Linked DNA regions of Homo sapiens: regions 1 and 3 are each linked to region 2. A link is a contact called in ENCODE Hi-C or POLR2A ChIA-PET data. All regions are on one chromosome and are shown on one strand. Each heading gives the region's core, a stretch centred on a gene start or an enhancer-like site at or near the end of the contact. The rest is flanking DNA. Distances are from core to core; before and after follow the strand shown. Region 1 holds the start of ZNF285 (zinc finger protein 285). Region 2 holds the start of ZNF233 (zinc finger protein 233). Region 3 holds the start of ZNF223 (zinc finger protein 223).

Region 1 (4,405 bases), core at 650-3,149, 140 kb after region 2:
AGGGCCGTGGCACGAACCAGACGGCACATTGAAATTTGAGGAGAGTTTAATAAACAGACGGCTTACAATGGTGTTGGCTCGGGGTAAGGAAATCACAATGGATAAGGCTCTATCCTGGGGAGTGACAGGGAGGTGCCATTATAATACCTGGGCCTTAAGAGGTAAGGGGAGGGAGCAGTCCCTGGAGCCTGGAACTAAGAGGACTGTGTGGCCAGGGCCACCCAAACTATGACCTGTTGTTTAGAAGGGCAGCTAATCTGTGACAATCCTGCAGAGAGAGAACTGGGGGACAAGATACTCCAACTCACACTTCTTCCTCTCTCCAAACTTTCCTGTTGAGACTTCCCATTGGCCAAAGACAAGCAAGGCCAGAAGGCAATGGCGGCCTTTCAGGGCAGACAGCAGGGTGGAAAAGGTGGGGAGCCAAAGGCATGGGACACATGGCACCTCAAGACTCTTGTTTTTTCCCTATCTGCCAAAGTCCACACAGCTCTCGCACACAAATGCCTTTCTCATCCCTCACCCTGACAACTACTCTGATCTGAGGAATGCATCAGGAATGAGACCAGATGCCCATATCAACTTCTTCAGGGAATGAAGACCTAGAGGAAAAGTGCAGCTGAATCTGGAACTGCAATTGCCCAGAAACACGATCAGAAATGTAATAAATGCTGCTATTACACCTAAAATAATTAACACTAAATCTCTAACTTTATCAAATATACAGAGAGTGTTCAAACTTCAAATTTGTTGAGTGTAATTTAACAACTTATATTTGCTAATGTGCTTTATAATACTCAAAGTCCCTACTCCCTGGCTCACAGCATGTGAGGTGAGAATGGAGTTAATAATTTGGGGCAGTTCTTTTCTTTTCTTTTTTCTTTGAGACAGAGTCTGGCTCTGTCGCCCAGGCTGGAGTGCAGTGGCGTGATCTCAGCTCACTGCAAGCTCCGCCTCCCGGGTTCACGCCATTCTCCTGCCTCAGCCTCCCGAGTAGCTGGGACTACAGGCGCCTGCCACCGTGCCCGGCTAATTTTTTGTAATTGTTTTTTGTAGTAGAGACGGGGTTTCACCGTGTTAGCCAGGATGGTCTCGATCTCCTGACCTCGTGATCCGCCCACTTTGGCCTCCCAAAGTGCTGGGATTACAGGCGTGAGGCACCGCGCCAGGCCTGGGACAGTTCTTTTCAAAATGTATTCGGTGACATTAAACTCTGGAGTTATTACAGTATTACAGTCTGAGTTGTTTCTTTATTGCCAAAAGCCAGAACCTCTGCCTTGAAGTCATAAATGCCCCAATGGAGTCAGAGCTGCCAAAATCCAGAGTTCAGACCCAAGACAACTCCCCATCCAAGAACCTAGGGGTGCTGAGCCAGAATCGCCCCCACCAAACTGAGCGAGAACAGCCGAAGCCATCCTCTATATCCAGAGACTAGCTGCTTAAGCAAATCCCTCATCCCATTCAGGGACGCACAGTCCAGCCATTACTCCAAAACCCTGAGCCAGCGCCCCTCTGCCCTCATCCAGAGATGCACATCCCAAGACTGACCCTAAGCTTCGACCCGAGGAGGCACAGCGCAAGTCGCTGTCACGAAACGTGAAGATGCACTGTTTTGTCAAACCCAGGGCTGCTCCCCAAACCGAGCCCACGCTCGAGCCCACGCTCTTCCCATCCTATCCCGGGTAGGTCGGGCCGCTGAACTTCCCTAGTCTACCCCACCTACGAGGCCTTATCATTGGTTACCAGTCCCCTCTTCCACTCCTCCTACTTCAGTCCACAGGGACGGGTCACAGCTGCACATCCTACACTCCTACTCCTGGCTACGCCTCCAAGAGGGGCGCGGTACAGACGGGACTCACCCCAGCGTCCCAAACAATGTCGCCCGCAGCGTGCGTCCAGTACCATGGCGCATGCGCAAGGAGGCCTATGGCCTACAATCCCCAGAAAGCCCCGCGCGCAGCAGTGGCCATTCGCAAGGCTACCCTGGTGAAGGTGGCCTTTGACTTCCGTGCATTTGGAAGTCCTTTGACTTCCGTGCATTCGTCTAAAATAACGACAATCATAATAACGATAAAATAATGAAATGTTAAATAAATCACTATCAACGATGAAAAGAAGTTTCAATATTTTACTACTTGGAAATGGGCACTTTACCGTTTTAGTGAAGACTTTTATAAGTTCTTATTTTATAGGCATGTCTTTTAACGTTAAAACCACGAAACTTTTCAATTAACACTCACTTAAATAATTCCCTCCCCGCCCCCCACCATGTTTTATTTCTGTTGATGAAAACTCTGGATAATCTACACTTGCGATATAACATAGCCCTGTAATTTATTTCCTAGTCTCAGAAGAAGCAGAAGGAATTAACAACTATTGTCTGAATCCTTAACAGGGGAATTGCAGGAGTACTGAGAGTGTCCTAAAAGAGACACATTACAACATAACAAGAAAACGCGGGAAGTTTTCAGATTCTTTTTGAAAATTTGCCCTTGTTGAGACTTAGGCTTTATTTTACTTCATGTTATTGCATTTAAGATTTAAGATTTCTATTAAAGAAAAATTTGGGTACCCTAAATGGGGTAAGAAAATTGAATAGGAATTCCATTAGAGGCCCACAGTTTTAGCCTGGAGGAAAGCCCTGATAACGTGTGAGAACAATCTGTCTCCTAGGAAAGGTCACCTGGTCCTGCTGGCAGAGTCTCTGTTTGGAATATCTGGCTGGCATTCCCTTTTCCACGCACCCTCAAGCTGTAGGGGTGGTGAGGCGGTTCCAGTCCTAGACTAGATAGAGAAGTGAAGACCCCCACCTCTACGCAATGGGCAGGAAATGGTTGAATAATATCCAACTATAGCTTGACATCGCAGCTTAGGGCACATAAAGGGACAGTGCAATTGTTTTGGCTTATCTCTGTCTTTTGATGTTTACATGTTTGATGTTCTTATATATTGCTCTAAGTTGAAGGATTACTTGATTTAATTTGACATACTTGAATTTTAAAAAACGAGTTCAGGAACATTTTTATTTTTGACCTAATACAAGGTTAATTTTTGTGACATCTGTGTCTGTTGGAAAACAATGTGTCTTCTCTATCAGATGGATATGCATACATTTATATTTTCCCCAGACTTGCTAACTGTGCTATTTAAATTTCCTACATGCTTATTTGTGCTTACTTAGATTTTTTCATTATGCATCTGTCAACGATTGAAAAGTGCATGTCAAAAAGGTTCCCAGTCTGGGCGTGGTGGCTCAAGCCTGTAATCTCAGTACTTTGGGAGGCCGAGGTGGGCAGATCACGCGGTGAGGAGTTCAAGACCAGCCTGGCCAAGGTGGTGAAACCCCATCGCTACTAAAAATACAAAACTTAGCCAGGCATGGTGGCAAGCACGTGTAGTCCCAGCTACTTGGGAGGCTGAGGCAAGAGAATCACTTGAACCCAGGAGGTGGAGGTTGCAATGAGCCGAGATCATGCCACTGCACTCCAGCCTGGGCGACAGAGCAAGACTCTGTCACCAAAAAAAAAGAAAAAAGAAAAAAGTGAAAGAAAAAAAAGCCTATAATGGTAAATTTGTCATTTTCCTCTCTATAGCATTTGCTTTATTTATTTATTTATTTATTTATTTATTTATTTCCTTTATTTTTTTTTTGAGACTGAGTCTCGCTCTGTTGCCCAGGCTGGAGTGCAGTGGCGCCATCTCAACTCACTGCAAGCTCTGCCTCCCAGGTTCACACCATTCTCCTGCTTCAGCCTCCCGAGTAGCTGGGACTACAGGTGCCCGCCACCAGGCCCAGCTAATTTTTTTGTATTTTTAGTAGAGACAGGGTTTCACCGTGTTAGCCAGGATGGTCTCCATCTCCTGACCTTGTGATCTGCCCACCTCGGCCTCCCAAAGTGCTGGGATTACAGGCGTGAGCCACCATGCCCAGCCTGCTTCATTTTTCAAAAGTCAAGTTACTAGGTATACAAATGGCTTTACTTTTTAAAAGTTGTGTTGTTAGGTATGGAAGTGTTGTATTCCTTATCTGAAATACTTGGGACCAGAAGTGTTTCAGATATTTTATTTTTTTCAGATTTTGCAATATTTGCATATACGTAATGAGATATCTTGAGGATGAGACCCAAGTCTAAATGCAAAATTCATTTGTGTTCCATATAAACCTTATACATGTAGCCTGAAATTAATTTTATAGAATTATTTTGAATAATTTTGTTCACAAGGTTTGTATACAATGTTTGTGTGCATTGAACCATCAGAAGCAAAGATTGCCTTCGTCAGATGACCAAAGAAAAATCAATGAAAAGAACAGAAAGAAAGCAAATACTTCAGGTGTGGAATTTTCCACTTGTGGTGTCATGTTCACATTCCAAAAGTTTTAGATTGTGAAACATTTTGGATTTTA
Region 2 (4,256 bases), core at 834-3,333:
TACACAGCTAGTCCCCAAATATATGGTGTGAAAATTGATGGAACTGAAGGGAGACATAAATATTTCTACAATGTTTTCAGACTTCAGTATCTCACTTTCAATAATGGATACAACAACCAGACAAAAGATCAATAAAGAATTAGAGGATTTGGAAACATAAACCAAACTCCTAGCAGATATATACAAAGCACCCCACCTAAAACCAGCAGAATACATATTTTTCTTAAGTGGTCATGAAACATTTTCTGGGATAGATCATACATTAGGCCACAAAACAGGTCTCAATAAAAATAAAAAATCTCACGTATCAACAGAAAGATAAAGTCACATGAAATGTATTCTCAGGCCACAAAAAAATGAAACTCAAATCAGTAATGAGGAAAACTGGAAAATTCACAAATGTGTGGAAATTAAACAGCACACTCATAAAAACCGATGGGGATAGAAGTTACAGGGAAATTAGAAAATACTTTGAGATGAAAACAAAACATGATTCAGGATTCCTTTGGTGCTAAAATAATAAAATTCTGCTGACTGAGCTAAAAAAATTTGTGATAGAAAATATCAAAGGCAGTTCCCCACTCTATACACAATACCCACCCCCATAACTTAAATAAAACAACTTTCTCCTTTCTAGAGAAAATCACATTGGAAACAAAGCCTCTGCAAGAAGTCCTGATATATGTGCTTTTACAAGGCTGCTAAATATTACTTCATTTTTGATACCACATTGACTTGATCTATTGATGATCATTCTATTGCATTTATCATCTCAAGAGCAAGCTGAGTGGATACAAAAAAAAATTTAAATTGAAATAAGGGAAGAAGCATTTTCAAGATATAATTTAGATGTTGTTTTTTTCCAAATTACAATACAGTTGGCTCTTGAACAACACAGGTTTAAACTGCATGGGTCCACTTATATGTGAATTTTTTTTCAACAAATATATTGCAATTTTTTTTGGAAATTTGCAACAATTTGAAAAAGCTCACAGATAAGCCGTGTAGTCTAGAAATATCAAACAATTAAGAAAAATTTAGGTATATCATGAATGCATAAAATATATGTAGATATTAGTCTATTTTATCATTTACTACCATAAAATATACATGAATCTATTAAAAAAAGGTAAAACTTATAAAAACTTACACACACAAACACAGACTGTACGTTCACAGTCAAGAGAAATGTAAAACAAAGATGCAATATTAAATCAAGCCTGCATAAAGTTAACTGTAGTACATGCTGTGCTACTGTAATAATTTAATAGCTATCTCCTGTCACTGTTGTGGTGAGCTCATGTGTGTAAATATCTGCTTAAAATTCCAAGTAATGCTAATCATCTCAAAGTGAGCAGTTCATCTCTCTAGTAAATTGCGTATTACAGTAAAAAGTGATCTAAAGGTTTCTTATTTTTTATTGTGTTTAGTGCAATACTATAAAACTTGAATACTACCATGGGACCTATGTGAACTGCCACTAGTGATGTTGCAAGTGCTCCCAAGATGCATAGAAAAGTCATGACATTATAAGAAAAAGTTGAATTGCTTGATATGTACTGTAGAATGAGGTCTGAAGCTGCAGCTGCCTGCCATTTCAGAAAGATGGTTTATTTTGTAAACAGATGGTGTAAACTTACAGTATCAATACCGTACAGAACTGTAAATATTTCTCTTCTTCTTGATTTTCTTTTTTTCTTTTTTCTTTTTTTTTTGGAGCTGGAGTCTCACTGTCGCCTAGGCTGGAGTGCAGTGGCACGATATTGGCTCACTGCAACCTCTGCCTCCTGGGTTCAAGCAATTCTCCTGCCTCAGCCTCTGGAGTAGCTGGGATTACAGGCATGTGCCACCACGCCCAGCTAATTTTTGTATTTTTAGTAGAGACGGGGTTTCACCATGTTGGCCAGGCTGGTCTCAAACTGCTGACCTAGTGATCCACCCCCCCTTGGCCTCCCAAAGTGCTGGGATTACAGGCGTGAGCCACTGCACCTGGCCCCTCTTGGTCCCTCTTGGCTGGGCAGGGCGGTAGCCTGTTTCCGCTCGGGCATTCTGGGAAGTGTAGTGCAGAAGCCGTTGCAACCTTGTGTACTTCCGCTGCAGGAGGGCGAAGCAGCCGTCATCTATCCCCTCTGGGAGGTGAGTCAGCGCGGAACCTCTGCATCTACGGCGAGCTTTCCTGGCCTGGGCGTTGGACTCGCAGGTGCCTGCCCTCGCTCTCAGTGAAGGGAAGTCGCAGAGGGCGGGGACGACGGTTTGCTTGCCCTTTGTTTTTAGGGCGGTGCATGGGTCTCCAAGTTGGGAATGGCTCCTGGTCGCACGTTTGGTTTGAAGGTCTCCCGGGCGCTCAAGTTCCCTCGCCTTCCCCACCTTCCACACGCTCTGCTGTCTTCTGGCAATATAATCTTGGTAGTTTCTTAATTTCTCCGTTTCTCCTCTGTAAAGTGAGTTTCATAGTAGTACCTAACTGGTAGGGGTTTCGTGAGATTTACTTAAGATAAATAGATGTAAAAATGCGTAGGACCGATCCTGACACACACTGAAAAGGTGGCTGGTTGTTGCCAATCTGTTATTTCTTCCTGGAGAGGAGAGGCATTCAGTCTCTGAAAGCTTCTGTGAGCCCGCAGTGGGTTCTGAGCTCCAGGTGCAGCGCTACTCGCCCTTCTCTGATCTCTGCACCTCGCGAGGCTGTTCCTGGATTCCTAACGTGGGGGGACGGGGGTGTCAATTTTCTCTCCATCTTTTTTATTTTTCCTTCCCTTTTAAGGCATGAGTGTGTCTCACCTCCATGTGGTGCCTGGGGATGTCCACTGTCATTCATCCTGGACCAGAAACAGAGTTTAGATATCTTCCAACCTCCTTTCCTTCCTCAGCCTTGACTAACCGGAGGGCTGCAGAGAGGAGGGTGTTGACCCCCTGGCTCTTGGTAACATTGTCCCAACGTGAGAGGACTTAATATATGCTATTGCTATTTCTGCTTAGTTGGAGAACAGATTTCCCACACTCATTAGCAATATTATTTTTCCTGCTGGGCAAATGCTCAAATATTTATGGAATAAATGAGAGGTTGGATTAGGCATGTGTTCGTGAATGAGTAATAATAAAATTTGTTAATACGTTGAGTGCCAGGGTCTCTTCTATAGGCTTTATATGCATTAATTAGCTTAATCTTCAGAACAAAGATAATATTGTAATTCCTGTTTTACAGATGACAACACTGATGGGTAAAACATTTATCTTCCCAAAGTAAAACAACAGGAAAGAGCCTGAACTGGGAGTTTGAGCTCAGGCTGAGCTCAGGCAGAGTGGGTTCTTGACCTTTGTGCCACTCTCCTTCAGCCCTGAGAAATGTCAGTCCCATGGGGGTGCAGTGACTCACGCCTGTAATCCCACACTTTGGAAGGCTGAGGCGGGAGGATGGCTTGAGCCCAGGAGTTCAACAGCAGCCTGGGCAACATAGTGAGACTCCATCTCTACAAAAAAATTAAAAATTAGCCACACACCTGTGGTCCCAGCTACTTGGGAGGCTGAGGCAGGAGGATCGCTTGAGCCCAGGAGGCAGAGGTTGCAGTGAGCTGAGATCATCCCACTGCACTCCAGCCTGGGCAAGAGAGTGAGAGTCTGTCTCAAAAAAATTAAAAAGAGGAAAAGAAATGGTTTCACAGTTTAGGCAATGACTGGGGGATGCTCAAGAGTCATAATAAAAAAAATTTTTTTAAGGATTTGCAGGGAAGAACTCTGAGGAGATGACATTTGAGTAAATACCTGACACTGCTATTAAAATAAATAAATAGATAGGGTTTACATTATCCACAGTCTATGGATTGACCCTTTTATGAATGATTTCACTTTTTTTTTTTTTTTTTTTTTGAGACTGAGTCTCCCTCTGTCTCCCAGGCTGGAGTGCAGTGGCACGATCTCAGCTCACTGCAACCTCCCACTCCCAGGTTCAAGTGATTCTCGTGCCTCAGCCTCCCGAGTAGCTGGGATTACAGATGCCCGCCACCATGCCTGGCTAATTTTTGTATTTTTAGGAGAGATGAGGTTTCATCATGTTGGCCAGGCTGGTCTCGAACTCGTGACCTCAAGTGATCTGCCTGCCTTGACCTCCTAAAGTGCTGGGATTACAGGCGTGAGCCACTGCGCCTGGCCTAATGATTTCACTTTTAAGGATGACCTTGATGTTGCTTGAGCAAAGCAAATGAAATTAAAAACGCAGAAGAAATTGACATATAAAGTTCATCCTCTCCTCCTCCCAA
Region 3 (4,210 bases), core at 277-2,776, 210 kb before region 2:
CTCATTCCCTTAGTTCCCCACTTCCTATGTAGCCCTTTAAAAATGCAAATATAGACTTTTACCTCCCCTTCACCAGACACTTCCTACAGGGAAAGTTCATCTAACTGTGTGCTCCAAGCCAGAACTCTCCTCCAGAATTAACAGTCAATTTACAAACTAAAGCATGCTGGCCTCTGAACTCTCACTCACCAGGAGGTTGCCTGAAGAGACAACAGTTGAAAGCGTGCCTGCTACTCTCTCCCTTCTGGTTACAACTTATTTCTGCCCATGAAAAAGCCAGCTCAACTGCCTAATAGATAAGGCACCAAGCCAGCACACAGACCCCTTCCCTCTTCCTCCCCTACCTTTTAAAAGTGCCTGCTTTCTGCTCTAAAAGCCAAGCCGTGCACTTAAAGACAACACCTGTGCTACTTCCCCTACGCTAGCTCTAGAATAAATCACTTTCTTTATACCAGATCTCCCTCTTGTTAACTGGACGTTGCAAACGGGAAGCCACTGATCTACTTTTCAGTTACAGGGGCTGATGCTTTCCTGGCTTCTCATTGCCCCTCCCAACCCATTCTACCTGGCTCATTCTTTAAACCAGTGGTCCCCAACCGTTTTAGCACCATGGACCGGTTTTGTGGAAGACAATTTTTCCACGGACTGGGGAATGGTTTCGGGATGAAACTGTTCCACCTCAGCCATTAGATTCTCATAAGGAGCGCCTGACCTAGATCCTTCGCACGCACAGTTCACAATAGGATCCGCGCTCCTATGAGAATGTAATGCTGGGCTGATCTCACAGGAGGTGGAGCTCAGGCCATAATGCTCCCTCACCTGCCGCTCACTTCCTGCTGTGCCGCCCGGTTCCTAACAGTCAGTGGACCGGTACAGGTCTGTGGCCCTGGAGTTGGATATCCTTGCTTTAAACCCTGAGCCTCCTTTCAGCCATCTGACGGCTCAACAGTCACTCTATCTAGCTCCTTGAATATTGTATCTCCTCGCTTGTTCCCTGTCCAAGAACACTCCTGTCAATCATGGGAGACATTTAGACTTCATAAATTCTTTCTATTCAATATTTTCGCTCGAGGACTCTGGGAAGGACAACTGTCAGGGTAACAGTCTGCATTCCCCACCAGGAACCTGGGGCTATGAAATTCGTTCCCCGTGGGTGTTGCGGGAAGTGTAATCGAGGAGCACCATGTAGTCGCAACACTTGAGCCTAAAGGGTGAGGTGATGGACATTTTCCTTTTGCATCTGAGGCTCTGCAGTCCAGACACCTTGCGGGATTCCTGATACTTCAGCTCAGGTAGGCGTTTCCGGAGAATTCTGGGAAGAGTAGTCCATTTTACGGGAAGTGTAGTCCACTGGCTCGTGGAACACTGGGTATTTTGGCTCTGGCAGGTGAACCGTTGAATTCTGGGAACGATAGTCCAGACACTCTGCGGAGTCCCGGGCCCTTTGGCTCAGGGGGGCGGGTCCGGGGAATTCTGGGGAGTGGAGTCCAGACACTCTGGCGCAGAGAGGACACTTCCGGTCTCCTAGTCTGAGGTTCCTGCTTTAATGACCGGGGTAGTTTGAGCCATTTCTGCGTCTTGCAGGACATTTTGAACGAACCCCCTTTGCTTGAGGCTCGCAACCACCCGATGATCGATGATCGTCTCAGGGGAAAAGAAGCCTTGGCGAAGAGCAGAGGTTTAGAGGTGCGAGGGCGGGGAGGGTGTTTATTGTTCCCGTCAGCGGAGCCTTCTGGCGTCGGGGGGCTTTGCTCGCCTCCCGGGGGGTGGGATTGGGGTGGCCTTGTGTGCCCTGCTCTGAGGGTTTCCAGGACTTTGACCTCGCTCAGTCCGCCTCCCTACGTATGCAGTGTGTACACTCTTTCTCGCAGTGTGATGTGGAATGTTAATGTCTCTGTACTTCCCATTGCTGTTCTTTAAAATGGTGCTTATAGGGTCATCCTAATAGAATTGTTTTGCGAATTGAAAGAGATAATACAAATGAAAGCCTTAAAGTTGTCCCTGTCACTTGGTGAGTGGTCTCTTGTTGCCTGATATTTTAAAACGTTTGATATCATTTCAAAGCTATAGAAAAATTGCAAAAACAGTATAAGAAATTCTCATATACCCTTTACCCAAATTTGCCAAGTGTTTACATTTTTCCTGTTTGCTTTGTTGATGACCATCAACCAAATACCACCAGGAACATACCTGTAACCAGAGACAGCTGATTGGTAGCTTTCTGCAGCAAGGAAGCCCACATACCACGGTAATTGTGGGGTGTCTTGGTAAGAGGCATTTAGGAAGGGCTGGTTATAGGGTTTCACATAACATGGTAGATAATATTGGATATTATGTTAAATAATACTGTTACCGATTACATGTCAGATAGATGTGTTAAAAGAATACTAGTATTTGTAGTGTACTTACTAGATAGTGTTGGATAGCATATTACCTAGCATCATGTTATCTAATCTGCAGTTCCATATACGAATTTGTTAAATTTTTCATTTAAAGTCCTTATGACTGTCCTCTGCCCCACCCTTCACCTATTCAAAGTCCAGTTTATGCGTTGTCTTTAGCTGTCACATTTCCATAGTTGTTCATTTGGAGTTTGATATTGAAGGGGGCCTGCCTCTCCACACCTGTGGGTGTTTCTCACAAGGTGGAAATGAGAAACTGAGAAAAGAAATAAGACACAGACACAAAGTATAGAGGAAGAAAAGTGGGCCCAGGGGACCGGCGCTCAGCAAATGAGGACCTGTACCGGCACTGGTCTCTGAGTTCCCTCAGTATTTATTGATCACTATCTCTACTATCTTGGTGAGGGGGATGTGGAAGGACTATAGGGTAATGGTGGGGAGAGGGTCAGCCGGAAAACATGTGAGCAAAGGACTCTGTCATAAATAAGTTTAAGGAAAGGAGTTGTGCCTGGATGTGCACATAGGCCAGATTTATGTGTGACTTTACACAAACATCTCAGTGCAGTAAAGACCAGTATTGCCGCCAGTATGTCTCACCTCCAGCCATAAGGCGGTTTTCTCCTATCTCAGTAAATAGAATGTACGATTGGGTTTTATACCGAGACATTCCATTCCCAGGGATGAGCAGGAGACAGATGCCTTCCTCTTACCTCAACTGCAAAGAGGCCTTCCTCTTTCACTAATCCTCCTCAGCACAGACCCCTTATGGGTGTCGGGCTGGGGGACGGTCAGGTCTTTCCCTTCCCACGAGGCCATCTCTCAGGCTGTCTCAGTGGGTGGAAACCTTGGACAATGCCCAGGCTTTCTTGGGCAGAGGTCCCTGTGGCCTTCCGCAGTGTATGGTGTCCCTGGTTAATCGAGACTGGAGAATGGCAATGACTTTTACCAAGCATACTGCCTGCAAACACATTTTTACCAAAGCACATCCTGCACAGCCCTAAATCCATTAAACCTTGAGTCAATACAACACATGTTTCTGCGAGCACAGGGTTGGGGCTAGGGTTACAGATTAACAGCATCTCAAGGCAGAAGAATTTTTCTTAGTACAGATCAAAATGGAGTTTCTCATGTCTTCCTTTTTCTACGTAGACACAGTAACAGCCTGATCTCTTTTTCTTTCCCCTACAGATATATTTCACATTTAGGTTTAGATTATACATTGTTGGTGGGGATTCCACAGGAGTGTTAAGATGCCCTTTTCTTTTTTTTTTTTTTTGTTTGAGACAGTTTTGCTCTTGTCACCCAGGCTGGGGTACAATGGTGCAATAGGATGCCCTTTTCATTGTAACATAACAAGGTCCAAGTGATGTTCGTTTGTCCCTTCATTGGTGATCTCAGCTTTGTCACTGGCCAAGAAGATGTCTTTCAGATTTTTCCACTCTTATGTTACTTTTTTTTAAATTATGAAGTTTCTTATGGGAAAATACATTATTAGTGGGCATTTTCTTGTAAAAAAGAGCTTCCATTTCTCCTCTATTGGTTCATTGATTTGTTCAACTATAAATATTCTATCAATGTGGACTCAGAATCCAGTCTTATTGATTCTAATGATATGTGCATTAACAGTTTTTTTTTTAAACTCTAGGTTTATTTTAGTTATAGCATTCACCCATTTCAGGTATACAAGTCAGTTCAGTGGTCTTTAGGAACTTTGAAGTGGGGTAATCATCATCATAATTCAGCCGAGATCACTTTCATCCCCCAGTTGGACTCCTCATGCCCATTTACTTTGAACCTCATTCTCAACT

What was found. Hi-C counts contacts between places; a loop is a spot of excess contacts on that map. ChIA-PET counts read pairs that join two places held with the same protein, here RNA polymerase II (POLR2A). Pooled maps may share reads with other maps.
Region 1: a map with no recorded cell type shows a loop between it and region 2 (4-fold over the local background). The contact joins the promoter of ZNF285 here to the promoter of ZNF233 in region 2. A Hi-C loop is called at or near these places in 2 of 37 single-sample maps with no recorded cell type and 3 of 50 pooled maps.
Region 3: a loop to region 2 is called in a map with no recorded cell type, with 5 times the contacts of the local background. The contact joins the promoter of ZNF223 here to the promoter of ZNF233 in region 2. A Hi-C loop is called at or near these places in 1 of 37 single-sample maps with no recorded cell type and 2 of 50 pooled maps. POLR2A ChIA-PET finds 5 or more read pairs at or near these places in 1 of 52 experiments (PC-9).

The regions. Positions count from the first base shown.
Region 1 is chr19:44,399,709-44,404,113 of GRCh38, forward strand. ZNF285 (zinc finger protein 285) reads right to left here and starts at 1,900. Exons shown (of 4, transcript NM_152354.6): 1 at 1,860-1,900. RefSeq lists an enhancer at 1,297-2,053.
Region 2 is chr19:44,257,803-44,262,058 of GRCh38, forward strand. It overlaps ZNF233 (zinc finger protein 233), which reads left to right and starts at 2,084. Exons shown (of 5, transcript NM_001207005.2): 1 at 2,084-2,136.
Region 3 is chr19:44,050,510-44,054,719 of GRCh38, forward strand. It overlaps ZNF223 (zinc finger protein 223), which reads left to right and starts at 1,527. Exons shown (of 5, transcript NM_013361.6): 1 at 1,527-1,686. RefSeq lists enhancers at 1,193-1,694, 1,514-1,753 and a silencer at 1,414-1,473.